Regions from separate parts of the Mus musculus genome. Here region 1 is linked to region 2. A link is a loop called in an ENCODE intact Hi-C map of the cell type or tissue named here. Cell type or tissue: left cerebral cortex. All regions are shown on one strand. Links, peaks and the distances in the headings refer to the core of each region. The heading gives the core; the rest is flanking DNA. Region 1 overlaps Sntb2 (syntrophin, basic 2). Region 2 holds the start of Sntb2 (syntrophin, basic 2).

The links. A loop is a pair of places that touch in the nucleus more often than their neighbours do. Peaks named below come from ENCODE experiments on the same cell type or tissue, not always from the same donor. Only the 100,000 strongest peaks of a DNase experiment are listed, where the experiment ranks them.
Region 1: it touches region 2 in a loop (2.2-fold over the local background); 12 of 42 quality-filtered maps call a loop at or near these places.

The regions. Positions count from the first base shown.
Region 1 is chr8:106,985,734-106,996,441 of GRCm38, forward strand. It overlaps Sntb2 (syntrophin, basic 2), which reads left to right. Exons shown (of 7, transcript NM_009229.5): 3 at 5,663-5,873. Among named protein-coding and RNA genes, the nearest start is that of Gm22085, 19 kb to the right of the region's middle. In left cerebral cortex, for the core only: a CTCF peak has its summit at 4,290; a DNase peak (open chromatin) is centred at 5,843.
Region 2 is chr8:106,929,745-106,940,452 of GRCm38, forward strand. Sntb2 (syntrophin, basic 2) reads left to right here and starts at 5,996. Exons shown (of 7, transcript NM_009229.5): 1 at 5,996-6,577. The coding sequence starts at 6,058. In left cerebral cortex, for the core only: CTCF peaks have their summits at 6,037 and 6,246; DNase peaks (open chromatin) are centred at 3,086, 4,728, 5,876, 6,611 and 3 more places; H3K4me3 peaks cover 3,183 bases; H3K27ac peaks cover 2,335 bases.

The DNA.
Region 1 (10,708 bases), core at 794-8,793, 55 kb after region 2:
TAATTAATGATGACGTCCAGTGAGAGAGCAATGAGCCATTCCTTAGCAAGCATTGCTGTGCCCTGTAGGAATGTAGCGATTTTAAACTTGTCCTCTGCCTTGCCTCACAGTGCTTCATCTTCATTTTGTCTTTTTCTAGTAAAAGGTAGACTTGAGATTTGTGACATATAAAGATCACATGACTGTTACTAAATTTAACTCATAATTTATGTCAAAGACATAATCAAGCAGATATATTAATATAGGCTGAGCTTACAACCCCATGCTTCTGTCTACCTAAATATTGATTTGACTTGTCTGGTGAAGTAGAATTAAATTTCCCAGGAGTTCCTCAGTGGTTTGACTAGAGTCCAAAACCTTTAACCTTGTAGCTGCCTCCTCATTTCTCCTGTGGGCTCAGTTACTGGCAGACTGCCTCCTCCTTTGCTATTAGTAGGGTTCTCATTTAAAATTTTCATTTAAAACAGCTCATTTCAAGCATTACTATGTAGCTTTTATCAGTTAGGGCTACTACAAAACAGACTCTTCTGAATCCTAGGCTCAGTTCTGGTGTCAGTTTATTGTTTTCTTTTTTGTTTGTTTTTTGTTTTGTTTGAAACAGGGTTCCTTTGTGTAACCTTGGCTGTCTTAGAACTAGCTCTATAGAGAGCATGCTGGTCTAGAACTCACAGAGATCCACCTGCTTCTGCCTTCCAAGTGCTGGGATTAAAGGCCTGCACTGCCAATGCCTGGCCAAAGATAACTCATCTATTTGAATTTTTTTTCTTTTTTACAAGTCAGTATTTCTTACCAGGCATGGTGGTGCATGCCTTTAATCCCAGCACTCAGGAGGCAGAAGCAGGCTGATCTCCAAGTTCAGCCTAGTCTACAGAGGGAGTTCTAGGACAGCCACAGCTATACAGAGAAATCCTGTTTTGAAAACAAAATAGTATTTCCTTTTTTATAATGTATTTTTATTTTTTCTGTACTAGTGTTTTGTCTGCATGTATGTCTGTGTAAGGGTATCAAAATCTTGAAGTTACAGAAGGTATGTGGTTGCTGGGAATTGAACCCAGGTCCTTTGGAAGAATAATCAGTGCTCTTAACTGCTGAGCCATCTCTCCAGCTCCTCTTATTGGTTCTTTTTTTCTTTGATTTTTTTTTAATTAGATATTTTCTTAATATACATTTCAAATGCTATTCTGAAAGTCCCCTATACCCTCCCCCCACCCTGCTCCCCTATCCATCCACTCCCACTTCTTGGTCCTGGCATTCCTCTGTACTGGGGCATATAAAGTTTGCAAGACCAAGGGGCCTCTCTTCCCAGTGATGGCCGACTAGGCCATCTTCTGCTACATATGCAGCTAGAGATTACGAGCTCTGGGGGTACTGGTTAGTTCATATTGTTGTTCCACCTATAGAGTTGCAGATCCCTTCATCTAATTGGGCAATTTCTCTAGCTTCTCCATTGGGGGCCCTGTGTTCCATCTTATAGATGACTGTGAGCATCCACTTCTGTATTTGCCAGGCACTGGCATAGCGTCATATGAGGCAGCTATAACTCTTATTGTTTCCTTAATTAACTTGTCCATACTCCCTTCCCAAGAAGCTCAAGATCTCTCTTTTGTTTCATAAGTATGGATGACCCTGCCTCCAAACACCTTCCTGCCCATTCATCATCTGAGCTCTCCCCATAGTGTCCAGCACTGATTAGTCAGACATGGTCTTCTGTTATAGCAGATCTATTTTCACTCTTACCCATTATTTATAAGTACATTAAAGAACCAACCCGAGAGACTGTCTTGGGGCTGTATATGGTGTGAAGGGTTTTTGTTGTCATTTTTTTCCAGAAAGTGGTCATTTTGTACCTAGAGAAGGATGAACTGATTTCTCTCTTTAGTGCTAAGTAGGTCAGTAGGAGGAGTGAGGGAAATGTCTTGCCTGTTTCTTGCCAGTGAACTTAGCATATGTCTAAAGAATGTTAGGCTGGCCTCAGTAACAGAGTAATGGGGTGGAAATAAATAAGCCCTTCCAGGAATGATCAGCCCAGAGATGTAGAGTCTGACCTGAGAGTTGCTTCTCCTGACCTGTTTGGTGGGAATGAGGATACTTGGATTCTTTCTGCTAGGATGAGGTCACATAGTCATTGGCCACTGAGTGTGGGGAATTCTGTTTGTTTGAGACAGTCTCACACTGTATCCTAAGCTGTCCTCAAGTTTGCTGTATAACCCAGGCTAACCTCAGATCTCTGGCAGCGTTGCCTTAGCTGCCTCAGCATAGGCTCCAACCATACCGGACTAAGGGCTTTATTATTTGGGGGTGACTTTTTTGTCTGTTTGGATTTTGTCTTGGTTTGTTTTTGCTTTTTACAGTGGTGGGAATTGAACCTTAGGGTCAAACACTCAACTGAGGTTCAGACCCGTTTTCGTTTTGGTGTTTTAACTCACTAAGTTGCTCAGGCTGGCATAGAGTTCACAGTCCTGCCCCTCTCTGCAGTGCATACTTTGAGTCTCACTTTCTGAGACAACCTTGACCCCAGTTCCCAGCACATTTAGGGATTGTAAGTAGACTGACTGGGATTTGGCTTTCCCCTTGTTTTAGTTCAGGATTCTATTGTGATAAAACACTATTGCAAAAAACAAAAACAAAAACAAAGCAGTTTGGGGAGGAAAGGCTCTATGCTGTTTTAGACCTTTCAGATCATTTCCATCATTGAGGTCACTCAGGGCAGGAACTGAAGCAGGCACCATGGATGAATGCAGCTTACTGGCTTGCTCCCTAAAGCTTGCTCAGCCTGCTTTCTTATGCAACTCAAGACCACCTGCGAGGATATGGCAGTGCCCAGAGTGGCCTGGACTCTCCCAGGTCAATCGTCTCCCAAGAAAATGCCTATAGAGACTTGCCCTTGGAGATATTTTCTCAATTGGGGTTTCTTCTTAGCAGATGGACCTATTATGTGTCAGGATGATTAAATTGACTAAAAGACCACTTTTCTAAATCCCTTGGCTCTTTTCCAGCTTCCCAGTTTTTGTTGTAATGAGCTCTCTGAGATTATAGAATTATTCTTTAAATTTTTAAATTAACTTATTATGTGAGTTCAAGCATGCCACAATGTGTGTGTAGAAGAAGTCAGATGGTGACTTGCTGGCGTCTGTTTTTCCACCAGGTGGGTTCTTCAGATTGAAGTCAGCCATTAGGCTTAGCAACAAATGCCCTCACCTGCTAAACCGTCTAACCGTCCCTAGGTTTGGTTTGCAAAGCTTCCTTAGGGGAGGTACTAGATTTATAAACGATCTTACCACAGGGAACCAGCTTGGTAAGTGTCCCCAAACGTGTGAAGACTGCTGCTATAGTCCTGTGTTGCCTCTACTGCCACAGAAATGTCTTTTAGCAGCAATGACCTTTTGTGACCTATAACTGTGTTCCATCAATTCTTCATTTTCTGCCTTCCCTGTTAGACTGTAGACTCAATTAGGGTAGAGACTTTTTTTTTTTTTGTCTATGTTCATATCACTGTATCTACAACACTAGCATAGTATCTGCCATTTAGTAGAGGGTCAGTTAATATGTATTTAAGGAAGGATAGACTGGAAGCCAGAGAGGTGGCTCAGGGTTTGAGAATAATTGTTCTTCTCTTAGAGGACCCAACTTCAGTTCCCAGCACATGCCTGTAACTTCAGTTCCAGAGCATCTGATACCCTCTTCTGGTATCCCTGAGTACCCAAAAACAGCATAAATATAAATACAAATGAAATAAATCTTAGAAGAAAGGATAAACTAAGCAGAATTTGATGAGAATAAACATTTGCCATATAAAATAACAACTTGAAATACTTGGAACTAAACATTGTGGTCCAGATATGCCCTACCAGCATTCAGGAGGATTGTCATTAATCAGGCCAGGCAGGGCTACATAGTGAGATCTTCTCTTAAGTAAATAAAAATTAGGGCCAGCGAGATGGCTCAGCAGGTAGGGCTGCCTGTCACCAAGCCTGACAACCTCAGTTTGACCCCTAGGGCTCATATGGTGGGAGTAGAAAAAGGATTCCTACAGGTTATCCTCTGACCTCCATGCTCAATGCTGACACACAGGCACTCACATACACGCACACTGTGATTAATTAAACAACAACCCCCACCCCAATTTTTAATACAAGATGAAAATGTAAAAACCAAAATAAATAAAAATAAACTAGCAAGATAACTGGGCTTGTAAAATACTTGATGTATAGCCCTAATGACCTGAGCTTGAGTCCAGAGTCCCACTGAGGAACTAGAAGAATTGGGATGCTTAAATGCATGTTAGCCCTGGAGGCCACCCTTGGAACTGTTGATCTATCGTTGACTTAAACCAAGTGTAATAATAGTAGTGTACATGTCTTTAATTCCAGCACTCAGGAGGCAGAAGAAGGGGGAATCTCTGTGAGTGTGAGGCCAGCTAGATCTGCACAGCAAGTTTCAGACCAGCCAGGACTACATAGTGAGACTCTGTCTCTGATAAATAAATAAATAAATAAATAAATAGCATTCCAAATATTCATAAAGAATAATACTCATAAAAGTAATATTCTTCTGCTATTACCCCATTATTTCTAATAATAATGCATTGTCAGGCCAGAATTACCTAATCTAAAATATATATATATATATATGTGTGTTTTTCTATGTGTCTGTCCACATAAATGTAGGTAACCACAGAGACATCTGATCTCCTGAAGCTGAAGTTATAGGCAGTTGTTGTTGTTATTTTTGTTGTTGTTTGAACCACCTCATTTGGGTGCTGCTATTCAAACCACTTGGGAGAGCAACAAGTGCTCTTTAACCAGTGAGCAATCTCTCCAGATCCTAATTGTTTGTTTGTTTGTTTGTTTGTTTGTTTACTTATTTACACATGTGTGCTTATTGGCTTTTCAAGACACGGTTTCTCTGTGCAGCCCTGGCTATCCTGAAATTCACTCTGTAGACCAGGCTGGCCTCTGCCTCCCAAGTTCTAGGATTAAAGGAGTGTGCCCGGCATTCCTATATTTTTAAAATATCAGTTCTTGGGCTGGTGAGATGGCTCAGTGGGTAAGAGCACCCGACTGCTCTTCCGAAGGTCCGGAGTTAAAATCCCAGCAACCACATGGTGGCTCACAACCATCTGTAACAAGATCTGACGCCCTCTTCTGCAGTGTCTGAAGACAGCTATAGTGTACTTACATATAATAAATAAATCTTTAAAAAAAATCAGTTCTTTAGCTTTGTATAGTAATGTTCATCTGTAATCTCAGCGCCTGGTGGATGAAGGCCAGAAGAGTGAGGGTTCAAGGTCATTCTCAGCTATATAGCAACGTGATATGATAAAGTACATGATATGATAAAGTACATGAGACTCTGTCTTACACACACACACACACACAAACATCTCACATGAAGTGCCCAGAAGACAGTGCTGTTTCTTTGACATGGAAGTTAAGGGAAAGTGAAGTAGCCCACTAGTGATCATCCCAGTAAAACAAAATCCAGCTGTAAGTCCTGATTATTGTCCATCCACTTGTGGTTTTCTCTGAAGTTGGACTTTGGGGAATTAAAATGTCTCTATCAGAAAAACCATATTAGACTAGATTTGCAGTTAGAATGTTAACTGTGGTTAGTGTGATGACTTCAAGCCTAGCTCATTTTTCTCTTTTCTCTCCCCATACAGATTGATAGAGCTACATTCTCCTGATAGCAGGAACACCTTGATCTTACGCTGCAAGGATACGGCCACAGCACACTCCTGGTTCGTAGCTATCCACACCAACATAATGGCTCTCCTCCCACAGGTACTGGCTGAGCTCAATGCCATGCTTGGTGCAACCAGTACAGCGGGAGGCAGCAAGGAAGTCAAGCATATTGCCTGGCTGGCAGAGCAGGTAGGTGGGAAGCAGCACAAGGTTTACTCATCCCCACGCAGTGTTAAGTACCTCCCGTATGGCATATAGCTACACTACTTCTAGATATGCCTAGCTACATAATCTCCCTTTCTCTTTCCCTATCTCTATCCCTCCGTGGTGTGTGTGTGTGTGTGTGTGTCACCATCCCTAGCAGCAGAATTAACCTTGATGTATCATCGAACTAAAACTAAAACAAGTTTCCTGTTACCATTTCTCCTTCTAAGCAGCATGGGATGTTTTTGTGATTCAGGATTAGGGTTAGGGGACTGGAGGAGTCTCAGTGCTTAAGAATATTTTCTGTACAATCATGAAGACCAGACTCAGATACCAGCACCCACATAACAAGCTGAGCATTGTACAAAACCCTGTAACTCCTGTTCCAAGGAATTTTAACCCCCTTTCCTGGCCTCTGTGTACCATCTACACACACACACACACACACAAATAGAATAAGTAAGTCTTTAAATGGGAGTCTGGGTCTGTGTTAATAGAACATAGCAACATACTTTGACTCTGCTGTAATAGCAAGCAATCAGTCTCAGACATTATGAGAGTAAATTTTAGTAAAATTAAGAAAAACAGGTTGAAGGGTGGATTTGACCCAGAGGTCGTAGTTTCTCTACTCTTTCTATAGAGTACTGGCAGTGTTCTTAGGGGCAACAGTCTCTTATTTATATTCCTGCACTAGAAGAATTTAAAATATATAAAATATAGAGTTGGAGATATTACTCCACAGTAATACCCCACTTGTCTGATACACACAAGGTCCTAGGTTTAATCTCCAATGCCAGAGGGAAAAAAATATACAAAATATTTTAGAAGGCATTAAACAAGATTCAGTTTAGTTCATAACTGAAAAATGAAAAGAATCAAGAAAGCCTAAGTGGGTGCTGGAGTGCACAGCTCTTAGAGCCCAGATTCAGACAAGTGCACATATAACATGGAAGTGCAGCCCTCACTGTCAGCCGGGGCAGTGGGTGAAAACCTGAGCTCAGGGTTCAGTGAGTGGTCAAGTGCTGCCCCTGGTGCAACTTTAGATGCTGGCAGTCCTCCTCCTCCTTCCTCTTCCTCTTTCTTTCTTTCTTTCTTTCTTTCTTTCTTTCTTTCTTTCTTTCTTTCTTTCTCTCTCTCTCTCTCTCTCTCTTTCTTTCTTTCTTTCTTTCTTTTTTTGTTTTGTCTTGTTTTGTTTTGTTTTGTTTGACTTTTCAAGACAGATTTCTCAGAGTAAATAGTCCTGGCTGTTCTGGACTTACTTTGTAGACCAAGCTGGCATTGAACTCACAGAGATCGCCTGCCTCCCAAGTGCTGGAACTAAAGGCATGCACCACCACACCCGGCTTTTTTCTTTTCCCTTTTAAACTTCTGAACTTTTCAAAAACTGAGCTTATTGTGTGGGTATGCATGTCATACCCACACAGTATGCATGTCATGGAGGTCATAGGACAACTTGAAGACATTCTTCTCTTCCCTCATGTGAGCTTCTGGGGTCTCATCCCCAGCACTGTATAATCTGGCCATATCTGCAAACCCATGTTCCTGATGGGTTTCCTGACAGGAAAATTAGGAAATTTAAGACCTTCTTTGCTACTTAGGGAGTTTAAGGACAACCTGGCTCCAATAGACCCTGCCTCTAAAAAGATAAAAAAATCTAAAATTGCCAAAGAATCAACACTTCTAATATTTTTTTAATATGTGAATATTTTGCATGTATATATATGTGCACCTGGTGCCTAAGGAGGTCAGAAGAATACGTTAAATCCCCTGGAACTGGAATTATACAGACTGAGTTGACATGTGGATGCTAGAAACTGAACACTTGTCTTTTGCATTGTAGTAGGTGCTCTAACCACTGCACCGTCTCTACACCCCAAGAACCAACGCTTTTGACAACTTGTAAATGAAGCAGAATGTTTTCTGCCCAGCTCCCTCCTCCCTCTCTCTGGAAATTGACATTACTTATTACTGATATTAAGGGCCTAAAGTATCTTCTTTGGGAAAAAACACATTTAATGTATATAATGTAATATAGACTTCAAATTTTCTCTTATAATTTGGTGGAAATTTTCATGTTTAAAAGTAAGATTATTAGCCGGGTGTGGTGGTGCATGCCTTTAATCCCAGCACTCAGGAGGCAGAGGCAGGTGGATTTCTGAGTTCCAGGCCAGCCCGGTCAACAAAGTGAGTTCCAGGACAGCCAGGGCTACACAGAGAAACCCTGTCTCGGAGAAAAAAAAAAAAGTAAGATTATTAGGGGCTGGAGAGATGGCTCAGTGGTCAAGAGCACTGACTGCTCTTCCAAAGGTCCTGAGTTCAAATCCCAGCAACCACATGGTGGCTCACAACCATCTATAGTGAGATCTGATGCTCTCTTCTGGTGTGTGTCTGAAGACAGCTACAGTGTATTTACATATAATAAATAAATAAATCTTTTTTTTTTTTTAAAGTAAGATTATTGGAGTCAGGATGTGGCTCAGTTGGTGGAGTGTTTGCTTAGCTTTGGGTTTGAGCTCCAACACTATGTAAACTTAGCATGATGATGGCTATCTATAACCCTGGAAGTAGAATTAGGATTAGAAGTTCAAAGTTATCCTTAACTACATAGCTAAGTATGAGGCCAGTTTGGACTACCTTAGACCATAGGTAGAGGAAATTAATCCTTGTGTCATTTTAACTCTTTGGGGAGATAAATTGGTGTTGCCTTCCCTATTGGGATATGAGTATTATCCATAACAGTCTTGGGACACAGGGTTAGTACTGTAATCTAGAAATGGCTTCAGAAGCTCTATGGTCCAGAAAGTAAGAATCTCTCTTTTGAAAGACAGAGGCCATCTTGAGGGACTCTACCTTTGTGGGTCTTGGAGACTGAACTGTAGGGTTGAAGCAAGCACCTCTTCCTGCTGAGCCGTCTTCCTGGCCCTCACTGTTTGTTTTGTAGAGGAAGGATTTCTATAGCTCTAGTAGGTCTTGAACTTTCTGTGTAGCCTAAACTGACCTTTAATCGCCGGTGTAATCCTCCTGCCATCACTTTTCAGCTGCTGGCTGAGCTTATAGACATGACCCAGTATGCCTAGTAACTGGTATTCTTTTACCAGGTTGCAACTAGTCAGAGATGAGAATCTTAGGAAGCTAGAGTGCATTGGTCTTCTCATAGGCTAGACTTCATTTTCTACTTCTGGAATCAGCTTTGACTAAGAGAAAAGAAACCCAGAGGTGTATGGTGGTGCATGCCTTTAATCACAGCACTCAGAAGGCAGAAATAGGGAGATCTCTGTGGGTTCAAGGCCAGCCAGAACTACAAAGTGAGACCCTGTCTCAGAAGAATCAGAGACCCTGAGTTCCATGTTTTTAGTACATGTCAGGCGTGGTGGTTCATGAGAGGCTGAGGCCAGCTTAGTCTGCCTGGTGAGTTCCAGGGCTACATAGAGACCCTACCCTACTCAAACAAAACAAAACCAAAGTTACAACTCAGAACCAAATGGCTTAGGCTTTTTCAGATTTGAAGTGTGTGTTTAAAATATTCTGCTACAACTAAATTACTTGCAGAAGTCCTTTTTTTTTTTTTTTTTAATGTGTTTGGATGTTTTCGCCTACATGCATGTCTTTGTACCACCTGAATAACTAGTGCCAACAAAGGCCAGAAGGAGGGCAATTTTTAATCCTGTGGAGCTGGAGCTACAAGACAGCTGTGCGCTGCCATAGTAAAACTCAGGTCCTCTAGAAGCGTGGCCAGTGCTCTCAACCACTAGACCATCTCTCCAGTCCCCTTCAGAAGCCTTAAAGAAAGTGAAAAACAACAATAACAAAATTGACAGCTTTCACAGAGGCAAGTGATTCACCAACTTGAGTTCTCCGAAGGCAGTCAGGGAACCTGGAGGACTCCAAGGGTGAAGCTTTTGATGATGACAGGGCTTTTCTAGAACAGTCTTTTCCATTTTGGCCCTGTATCCTTGCCATGTGAATAAGTAGTAGGTGGCTGTCTTCCTGGAAAACTGAGCTTTGTGCAGATAAACATGAGTATATTTGAAGCCAAAGCCTATGCTTCCTAAGTACCCTGGAGAGCTCTGGCTTTTATGTTTTCCAGAACACAGGACAGTGCTGGGGGCATAGTTCAACAGTGTAGCCATTGCCTAAATAATGAGGTGCCATGTTCAAATCAGTGTTGGAAAGACAATCTCCATTATGGCCATCCTTTACTTATTATTGCGTGTGTTTGATTTGTGTGTGTATATGAGCCCAGTGAAGGCATGGAGAGGTCAGAGGAAAAGTTTTGTGAGTCAGTTTTTTCTATGTACCATGGGCTCCAAGGGTCAAAATCAGGTTATCAGGTTTATATAGTGAGCACTGTTTAAGTTACGAACCATCTCATTGATCATGGTCAACATTTAAAAGAAATAGGTTATAATTTTCTGTAACATGCCAGGCAGTGGTGGCGCACACCTTTAATCCCAGCGCTTGGGAGGCAGAGGCAGGCAGATTTCTGAGTTCAAGGCCAACCTAGTCTACAGAGTGAGTTCCAGGACAGCCAGGACTATACTGAGAAACCCCATCTCAAAACCAACCAACCAACCAAACAAATAAATAAATAAATTTTCTGTGATATACAGAGTGTGTTATTTTTGGAATGTCTTCTAAGATATTTAAAATATTAATACACATTTTGTGTGTTAGATGACAATGTACAATGTGGTTTTTTAAGTGTAAGTTAGATCTTTTGTTTCTTGAGGCAAAGTCTCACTATATAACTTAGGCTGGACATGAATTCATAGAGATCTAGCTGCCTCTGCCTCTGCCTCCTGAGTGGTGAGGTTACAGGC
Region 2 (10,708 bases), core at 1,569-9,568:
GGAAGCAACCCCAGATCCACTAATTCTTTTCTTTGACGGCTCTTGGCAGCGAGTGTTTCCTTCCAACCAAAGTGTAGCTTTATACCAGATTTGCTTGTCACCAAAATTAATTTAGCCATTTGTCCTTTATGCCTATAATCAAACAGTGTTGTGGCAGACTCATTCCTAAAGAAGTGGAGACTTACTTAGCTGGAGAGTTTCAACCACCGGATTTTATTTCTTGCCCCTACTGGAGGCCAACAGGTAATAATAACAACAGCCGGTGATTTTTTTGGTTTGTTTGCTTGCTTTTGAGACAGGGTTTCTCTTTGTGTAGCCTTGGCCGTCCTGGGTAACTCCCTCTGTAGACTAGGCTGGTTTTGAACTCACAGAGATCCACTTGCCTTTACCTCCTGAATGCTGGGATCAAAGGCGTGCCCAGCCATGGTGCTTTTCAATGCTGCCCTGTGCTTCCCATTCACACACACCACCCAAGCATCACAGCGCCCTTAAAGGCAGAAACTATCTTCTTTTGTTTTTGTTTTTGAAAGAGAAACTAAGGCTTCTGACCTCAACCCCTTTTGACCATGATAAAGTTAGTAGGTGGCCACATTGAGCTATGTAGTCCTGGTCCACCTGGAACTCGCAAACTAAACTGGCCTTGAACTCATAGAGATCTGCCCATCTTTGCTTCTCTGGTGCTGTGTGGGATTAGAGGAATACATCACTAAATATGTCACGACGTCAGTCCAAACAGCCTTTTGAACCTCAGGTTCTTAACTATCAAGCTATTTTACACACCTATTAAGTTTTTTTTTATAAAATTTTTAAAAGATTTTTTATGTATATGAGTACACTGTAGCTGTCTTTAGACACACCAGAAGAGGGCATCAGATCTCAGTACAGATGGTTGTGAACCACCATGTGGTTGCTGGGAATTGAACTCAGGAGCTCTGGAAGAACAGTCAGTGCTCTTAACCACTAAGCCATCTCCTCAGCCCCACCTATTAAGTTTCAAAGGTGCAAAGAATCAGGCCTGACGTGGAATTTTAGGATGAAGTTACAAAATGAACGCCTCGAGCTGGAGAGATGGCTCAGTGGTTAAGAGCACGGACTGCTCTTCTGAAGGTTGTGAGTTCAACAACCACATGTGGCTCACAACCATCGATGATGAGATCTGACTCCCTCTTCTGGTGTGTCTGAAGACAGCTACAGTGTACTTACATATAATAAATAAATAAATCTTAAAAAAAAAAAAAAACAGAACAAACAAAATGAACTCTTCACAAGGAGCTACTGCCACCCCTCCTTTTGAAGTAGTCATGACCTCTGCCTGTTCTGAGGAATAGTGAGACAGCAGTTGATAACCGAGGAGAGGAGCTATTGACCGGTGACAGGAATTACCTCAGCCGGTCCCTCTTTTAGAGGTAGATAAAATAAAATGCTTGCTTGAAGAATTCTCTAAGCTTGTCTCCCTGCCCTTAGGAACCCATGAAAACAGATGTGTACCCTGTTTCAGATTTCATTATGCACACTAAGTATATTTCACCAACTACTTGAAATTTCCTAGATGGTAATTTTTGCTCTGTGAGGAACCAATAACTCTCATAGGGATTATTTGAGAAGACGCTGGCACCGGAAGCACCGCTGCCAATCAGTCACAAGCTTAATGAGTTTCCTCTCTGCGAGAGGCAGTAGTTTCCAAGCAGTGGGAAGCAAAAATAATCCATAGGTGGTCTTCGCCTTCCTGGAATATATAACTTAATTGGGCATTCCAGCAGAGGCCTAGAATTACATCATTCAAAGGAAAAGCCCCAAAGACTTAGGGAGTCACAGAAAGCTGGGATGAGGTCTTGCTGGGGAGTTTAAGGTACCCGAGGTGTTCTGAAAGGCCTGGGTATGGATGTGTGAGGCATCACTGGAGAATGCTGGCTGGGTGAGAGTATCTGAGCTTAAAGTAGTGACTCAATGTGGAAATGCAGTGATGAAGGTGGACTTTTTACCTTGGAAGCAGGAAGGTCATTCTTGGCTACACAGCAAATTTGGAGCTAACCTGGTTTACATTGTCTTGGGAAAGTGAGGGGTGGGGGGACTCAGAGTTTGGGAGATAGTCTAGTAGGTAGAGCTCTTGCTGCATATCTGTGAAAACCTAAGTTCGAATCTCTAGAACCGAAATGAAGCTGAACGAAACTAACCTTGCTCCCACAGCAAGATGAGAGTAGAAACAAGAACCCTGGAAGTTCCTGGGCCAGCTAGCCTGGGGTATGCAGCAACCAAGGAACCTGTCCCAAAACACAGTGGGAAGAGGGACTGACTCTGATTAGTCTCTACCACTGTATGTGTGCTATGGCTTCTGTGTACCTACACACACACACACACACACACACACACACACACACAAGTGGCAAAAGGTTTGAGGCTTCAGTGCCAGCCAGGCCTATGTAGTGGTCTAGGCCAAAGACATTTGCTTCAAAATAATGTTTTTTTTAAGAGAAATACTCCCAAGAAATACTTTTATTATCTTCCCTGTGGGTTTAAATATTTTAAATATTTTGTTATATAACTTGCTATCTTACATAAGTGTCCTCACCATTAAATCTGTGACTTCCTCCAATTCTTTTGACAGAAAAGTCCTTCATACCCTTGGAATGAATTCCCAGCACTTATAAAGGTGTCCTCCATTGCCCGACCCCCTGGTGATCACACATGCACAAGTGTTCAAATTAGTTAAGACTTGAGTGCTCAGACTCCGAGGACTCAGCTGCCAAATGCTCTCTAACAAGCAGAAATTTCACATAACTCAGGCCTCTGGGGGGCTCTGGCTCCGCTGGAGTCCAGCCAGAAATGCCTGTGACTGCAGGTGTACTTGGGCACATTGGGACCTGCGGGAACAACAGGCCAGCTTTGCTGCAGCTGATTAGGCGGCTGGGGGCTGAGCTCGCGCGGCAGACATTTGCAGCTTGGAAAAACCCATACCCCACTCTTCGCAAAGATCTGTTGTAACGGGATCTCTTTCTTCTGCCGAGATACGTTTCTCATTTCGAACTCTTTATTCACTCAGGTTTGGAATGCTTAACCTGTTCAAACGAAGTTCCTGCCTGCATGTGAATGCACTCTGGTGGAGCAGAGCGGGGCGCTTGGCTACTGAGTAGGCTCTTACCCGCGTCTTTCCTGAGCAATCCTTGAAACTTCCCCCTTTACGGGAAATGATGCACACTCCCTCTGTTTGTTCCCAGTCTCTGCCCAAATGAAAAGCATGGGAATTTTATTTCGACGCAGGAGAAATGAATGGTCCTAATGATTTTGCTGAGGACTTACCGTCTCAGCCTTGTGGGGTTTTTTTTTTGTTTTGTTTTGTTTTTCCTGGTTTTTCGAGACAGGGTTTCTCTGTATTGCCCTGGCTGTCCTGGAACTCACTCTGAGGACCAGGCTGGCCTCGAACTCAGAAATTCGCCTGCCTCTGCCTCCTAAGTGCTGGGATTAAAGGCATGTGCCACTGCTGCCCAGCGACTTTTTTTTTTTTTTTTTTTTTAAGTGTGAGGTGGATAGTAGGCAACAGTAAACCATGAGGCTGGAGAACAAAAGTTTTTTTTGTTTTTTTTTTAATTGTGGATGTTAGGTCAGAGTCTTTAAGTTAGTCTTTCCTATTTGTTCCTCTACCCACTTCCTCTACCCTAGGGAGCTGGCAGTAGATACATACACTAGTTAGGATAACAGACGCTCTATTTTATTATACTGAGGGTCCTCACACAATGTTCACTCTAAATCCCTAAGCCTATCTCCCCAAGGCTGCTCACCTGTGCTACATAGCTTAGCTGAAGGTCAGGTCCAGTAGCTAGCAGAAGTCTCTGATTTAAGGGTCAGGATCCTAGGGGTGGGGGTGGGAGGAGGAGACTCTCCAGCTGCAGGGCAGGTCAAAGTGGCCTCTCTCCAGATGAGAAGAACAGAGCACTGTCTGCTTGTCCAGTGGGCGTCAGATCTTGGGCTGTCTGGTTATCTTAAGTGACATCATTGAGGTCTGGTTATCAGGTATCAGGTGCAGCCTTGGGTATAGTGGGGATCCTGACTAAGCTATTTTTTGTTTGTTTGTTTAAAACATCAAATCTCACTACAGATGGTTGTGAGCCACCATGTGGTTGCTGGGAATTGAACTCAGGACCTCTGGAAGAGCAGTCAGTGCTCTTAACCGCTGAGCCATCTCTCCAGCCCCATTTTTTTTTAACATATCTAAAAGACTTTTTTTTTTTTTTTTTTTTTTTTTGCTATGGTCATTACATATAGTCTTGTTATTGGCTCTGCAATTAGCAAAATCACTGACTCTTTAGCTAACAAATCTTTATACGGTTTCTTGGATGGTCATCTACATATTCGCCAAAAAAAAAAAAAAAGATGGAACCCAGACTAAGACTGGCAAACTTATAGAATCAAGACAGAACCCTTCAGGACTTGGTTATTTGAAGCCTTGCACACTCACTACCTAATTCCACTAACCTTATGTCTTGTTCACATTGGCAACTTCCTAAGGAATCATCACAGATGGTTAATTTTTGTGTGTGTGTGTGTTCACTTGACTGGGCTAAAAGACGCCTGCCTGGATGGACAGATGTAAAACCGTTCTGGGTGTGTCTGTTTCCGGAAGAAATTTTTTCCATGGTGACCTGAGTAGAGAAGATTGTCCTCAACAGTGGGAACCGGCACCATCCAATCAGGTGAGGGCTGCCAGGGAACAGTAAGACGCGGTATACTCACTCTATGAAAACTGGGACATCGCTCTCCTGCCACACTTCAGGGCTCCTGGTTTTTCATGGACTGGGCCAGCTTTTACATAGTAGCTTTCCACTCCGACCCTGCTCCCCCGCTTCTGCCCCCTCAGGCCTCTCTGGTCTTCTGATAGCTTCAGATTTCTACCTAGTCCTCAGGTCTTTGGATTTGGATTCAGAGCCTTTTTCTGCAGATGGCAGATTGTGGAGTTTAGCCTCATAATCTTGTGGCTAATCTCGCACAATCTTTGTTAACTATATATACCCGTTGGTCTGTGGGGAACTCTAAAACATCAGCATGCTGCAAATGTCTTTGACCTTGCGCACTGTGGGTTCCCAGTGCTTAAGAAGACAGGTCCCGGGCTGGCGAGGTGGCTCAGTGGGTAAGAGCACCCGACTGCTCTTCCAAAGGTCCAGAGTTCAAATCCCAGCAACCACATGGTGGCTTACAACCATCCGTAACAAGAACTGACTCCTTCTTCTGGTGTGTCTGAAGACAGCTACAGTGTACTTACATATAATAAATAAATCTTTAAAAAAAAAAAAAAAAAAAGAAGAAGACAGGTCCCCTCTAATTACAGGCCAGCAGACAGGTGATTTTTAAAAGCAGTGACAAAGTCTTGGATCCACACCTTTGATCCCATGTCACTTATGCTGTGTCCCCTGCTTGTGCTCACACCAAGACTAACCAAATGTTGTTTTATCCTGTTCTTAGGGAGGTCTGCAGTCTTTTTAACCACAGAGAATCACACCTAGCTGGTTGCCTCTGTTTTTCTTTCCCATTAGACCACAAGCTCTCTCGGCTGAGGTGCATTTTATTCAGTGTGTCTCTAGGGCCTTAAAAGGAGCCCAGCACACCTCTGAGCGCTCAGGGCTGCTTTTTTTTTTTTTTTTTTTTTTTTTTGCAATGAACCAATCAATGCAAGAATGAACGCGCCAACCCGGCCCTGCAGGATCGCAAAGAGCCTCTCTACAAGCTGACTTTGCTCTCCCTGCCCGGGCAGCTCTCGTAGAAGAGGTGAGGAGTTCGAGGAGGTCACGGAGAACCAAAGCAAAGGACGGCGGGGTGCCTCGCTGCACGAGGCGCTGCCCACCTCCGAAGAGCTTTCAGTGAACCAGGACAACCTCGCCTCCCGGAAGCGGCCTCGCCGGCCTTCCCCCCGCCCCTCCGGAAAGTGGGCGTGGCCCTCATGAATAATGAATCGCCGGGGGGAGGGGAGGGGTCCGCCCCCCTCGGGCGGGAAGGGGGAAGCGCCGAGGCTGCCTGACTGGAATCGGGGGAGCTGCAGCAACGGCGGCTGCGGGAGCAGGGCCGGCCATGGCGGTGTGGACGCGGGCCACCAAAGCGGGGCTGGTGGAGCTGCTTCTAAGGGAGCGCTGGGTGCGGGTGGTGGCCGAGCTCAGTGGCGAGAGCCTGAGCCTGACGGGCGACGCCGCCGCAGTCGAGCCTGAGCCGCCGGCGGCCGCCTTCAACGGTCTTCCGAACGGCGGCGGCGGCGAGTCTCTGCCCGGGAGCCCGAACCGTGGCCTGGGGCCGCCCAGCCCTCCCGCGCCGCCCCGCGGTCCCGCGGGGGAAGCGAGCGCCTCGCCGCCCGTGCGCCGAGTGCGAGTGGTGAAGCAAGAGGCGGGCGGCCTGGGCATCAGCATCAAGGGCGGCCGCGAGAACCGGATGCCGATCCTCATCTCCAAGATCTTCCCGGGGCTGGCGGCCGACCAGAGCCGGGCGCTGCGGCTGGGCGACGCCATCCTGTCGGTGAACGGCACCGACCTGCGCCAGGCCACCCACGACCAGGCCGTGCAGGCGCTGAAGCGCGCGGGCAAGGAGGTGCTGCTGGAGGGTGAGCGGGGGCCGAGCGGGAGGCGGCGGGGTGGCGGCCTGGGCTCGCCTGCGCGCACTTTGTTTCTGCCCACCCTGACGCCTGTGCGGGGCTCGCCGGTTCCCTCCGCCCCGGCCACCAGACCTCCTCTTGTGGGGCTCCAGAGTGTGGAAAAACTGAGGCGTCCAGCGAGAAGAAAGTTGGGCAGCCACCGAAGTGTTACTTTACCGCCCCTTAGCGAGACTCAGCTGAGATTTAGGGGGTGGGGGGAGCAGCAGCCGCGTGCGAAGCTCACCCCTAAGTCTTGCACGATAAGCTGACACTAAGCACTAACTACCGGGAGAGCGATCGGCTCGAGTTCTTTAGTCTCCTTTTTTTCCCTGTTGGGAAGCGTTGGTTGGACGCTTTCTTTAGTCACCTCGGGCTCCCCGGGCGGGCCGGTCTATTAAATCCATCCACACCGATGCCAGCAGTTTGCTTGGGCAAACCACCAAAGCACTGGTTAATTTATGGGAATTTAACCCATCATTGGCTCTCAACAATAACCAGAGAAGATCACAGCACTTTGTGGAAGGCAGAGAGCTGATACAGCAAGTTTGTGAGGTTAATGAGCCTTGTTTAACAGTGGAGGCTCACGTGTTTGAGCATTTTACTGCCAACTAGAGTTTCGCCCCTTTTGCAAGAGCCCGGTGCCAGCTTCCTATCGCTGGCAGGCGTGCTGCCGCAAGACCAGTAGACATTTTATAAGAATCCTGAAACGGGTACCATCACATATGTGTGAATAGCCTTTACCTTAAGTGTAGATGCGATCTTGTGTGCAGCGTTTCACGCGTATCGATGTAACTGAGGCAGAATTAAATCTCATCTCCAAAGACTCATACATGTTGAAGGTGATGGAATATTGTAAGTGAGAAGCCAGTTGCTTGCTTTAGAAATAATTGCAAGACCAGCTCCGTTTTTCGCTGTTGAGTCAAGTCATTCCAGGAGCATTTATTGCTGCTAGCTGTATAACAGAGAATGTGAAAGGTGCTGTCCCTGTTGTATCTCTGCGGTGGGAAATGATAGAAAATGCAAAACAACTTCTAGGGAGGAATAACATCAAGTGCTTGACTCTGGTACAAGGTACAAGATGCTAAGGGATCACAAATTTAAGGCGTATTTGCTGGTAGCATTTTGGCGTGGTTTACAGCCTTGTACTCAAGAGGCAGAGACAGGCAGATCCATGAGTTTAAGAGGAGCCTGGTCTACGTAATGCGTTCCAGGACAGCTAGGGCTACGCAGTAGGACTCTGTTAAAAACAAATCCAGAAAAGAATTTGATGGAAATGGGCTTAGTCCAGGAGGGCTTTCCAGGAAGTGGTGGATATAAGTGTGCAGAGATGAGTCAGGAGGGATTGCTGGCAGGAGAACTGAACGGAGGGGTTGAAGTTGGGGAGAAAACCACCAGACTAAGGGCAGAATTAGAACTTAGGTTTTTTCTTTGTTTGTTGGCCTGGAATTCAGAGATTGACCTGCTAAGTGTTAGGATTAAAGGCATGTTCCACAGTGCCCAGCTTGCGTGTGTATAGTGTGTGTGTGTGAGCATGTACACATTACGGCCAGTCTGGCCTCAAGGTGGTCATCTTACCAACTCAGCCTCATGAGTGCTGGGATTGACAGGCATGTACCTCCATAGCCCGTTCAGTTTTCTCTTAAAAATTTTAAACTTTTTTTTTATGCATATGAGTGTTTTGCCTGCATTTATATAGCGTATTATTATAGCTGTGCCCCACATGCGTACCTGGTGACCTTGGAGGCCACAAGAGAGATCCACTGGGACTAGAGTTACAGATGATTGTGAGCCCAGAGTGGGTAATGGGAATCAAACCTGAGTCCTCTGTGAGAGCAGCATACTTACCTGCTGAGCCACCTCTCCAGCCCTACTTTTCACTTTTTTGTAAATCTGATACTTGGAAGCAATCAGTTTATAAAGAAATAACATGGTGTGCAGCAGTGTTGGTGCACGCCTTTAATCCCAGCACCGGGAGGCAGAGGTAGGTGGATCTCTGGATTTGAATCCAGCCAGGTTTACAGAGTTCCAGGACAGCCAGGGCAGAGAAACAACAAACAAACAAATCAGGGGTTAAAGAGATGGCTCAGTGGGTTAAGGCCCTGTACTTCATTTTCAGAGGACCCCAGTTCAGTTCCTAGCATAAATCGGGTGGCCCACAAACACCTGGAACTCCACTTCTAGGGCATCTGACACTTTGTGGCCTCCCAGTCACCTGGACACATAATTAAAGATTGTTAATTTTTTTTCTTTTTTTAAGTGCTCTAATTGTGAAACTGCAATGCCCCAATTTTATAATGTCTTATTTATGAGTCTTGTTTATATCCCAATTTTAGGTAGGGCCAGTCAAGTGCCCAGAAACTAGCGTTAGTGAAAGAAGTAAAAACACAACACAGTTGATGTAGGTTTGGAAAAATAGTTGCTACTCTAATTGAGTACCTAGACACTGGTCTAGGTAAGTATTTGGGTATTACTTCTTAGAGCCAGAATATTGAATTTCATCCAGTTTTGTGGTATGGAGTAGTGATGGATAGACAGTTCAGCCCTTTATGCCATATTAACATGCAAAACAAGAGGTTCTTGTTTCCCAGTGGCTTGAAGCTAGTGCTCATAGCTATGAAATGAAGGCCGTCTAGTACATGCTTCCCACATTCATTAGTTCCCTCATAGGCCTTGGGTGCTCTTAGAAACAGGTTTACAAATGGTGGCATAGTAACATTTACTGGAAGCCTTTTTACCTGGTCTATGACTTTATTTTCCCATTTTGTGTAAGACAAACAGTTTTTGTCTGTATAGATGTGGGAAAGTCAGTATAGTACGTTTGTGGTGTTCCATTTTTAAGCCAAGTAAAAATAATTGCTCAAATACAAAATCCCTAAAAGAGTCCTTTAGTGAGCCAGACAGACGATTTAAAATTGAGCTGTTTTCTCCTCCAGACAAGATACTTTTTTTTCTTCCTTAAGCCAGAGTTTCATGCAGCCATGTTCTCCTCATTTTGATTCTGATCTTGAACTCCTGATCGTCCTACCTGTACTTCCAAAGAGCCACAGTTATTGGCCTGTGCTACCATGCTTGGCTGAGGTAGGCCACTTATAAGGGATAAGAGTTTAGAATATAGTGGGATGAACCTTGAAGCCCAGCACTTGGGAGACAGGCAGTAGGATCTCAGAGTCGAGGCCAGCCTGATCTACACAGTGAGTTCTAGGACAGCCAGGTTTATGTAAAGAAACCCTGTCTCAAAAAACCTGAGACTAAAGCAGCAAGAAGGATTGCTTCAAGGCTAGCAGTGGCATCCTGAGGAAACCCTGCTCTCTGGGTGCTGATATAAGCCAATTATCCCAGCACTGAGAGGTGGAGCCAAGAGAATTGACAGAGGTTTGGTGACAGCCTAGGTTACAAAATAGGTGGTGGGGGAAGAGGATGGTGTGGGAGGCCGTTACTCCTTAGACAATTGTAAGTGATATTGTCCCTCCGTTAGAGTCCCTGAAACCTTGCCTTGACATAACATAATAATCTTTTGGTGGTGTGGGCAGGGAATTTCAGGCATGTTCTTGCCACCCACATGTCAGGAGCAGCCTTAGTGTCTGGTTTCTTGAGGTTAGGGAATGGAGCTAAAGGACTCTTTCTCTTTTTTACCTTGGATTGGTGAAGGCATTGTTCCTACAGCCTACAGTCTCTGGTCAAACACCCTGTTCTTTTTTTTTTCATCCTTCCCATCCCCCAAGGAAAGGTCTGTCTGTAGTGATTTTGTCTTTCTTTGCTTTTTTTTTTTTTTTTTGGTTTTTTGAGACAGGGTTTGTCTGTGTAGCCCTGGCTGTCCTGGAACTCACTCTGTAGACCAGGCTGGCCTTGAACTCAGAAATCACCTGCCTCTGCCTCCCAAGTGCTGGGATTAAAGGCGTGCGCCACCACTGCCCGGCTCTTTGTTTCCTTTTTTGAAGACAGGATCACTATATAACCTGCCCTGGCTGGCCTCGAACTTCCTGTGTAGACTAGTCTGGCCTTGGACTCAGAGATCTGCCTGCTTCTGCATGTACTGCCATGCCCAGCTTCATTCATATATATTATGTGTGTGTGTGTGTGTGTATATATATATATTAGTTA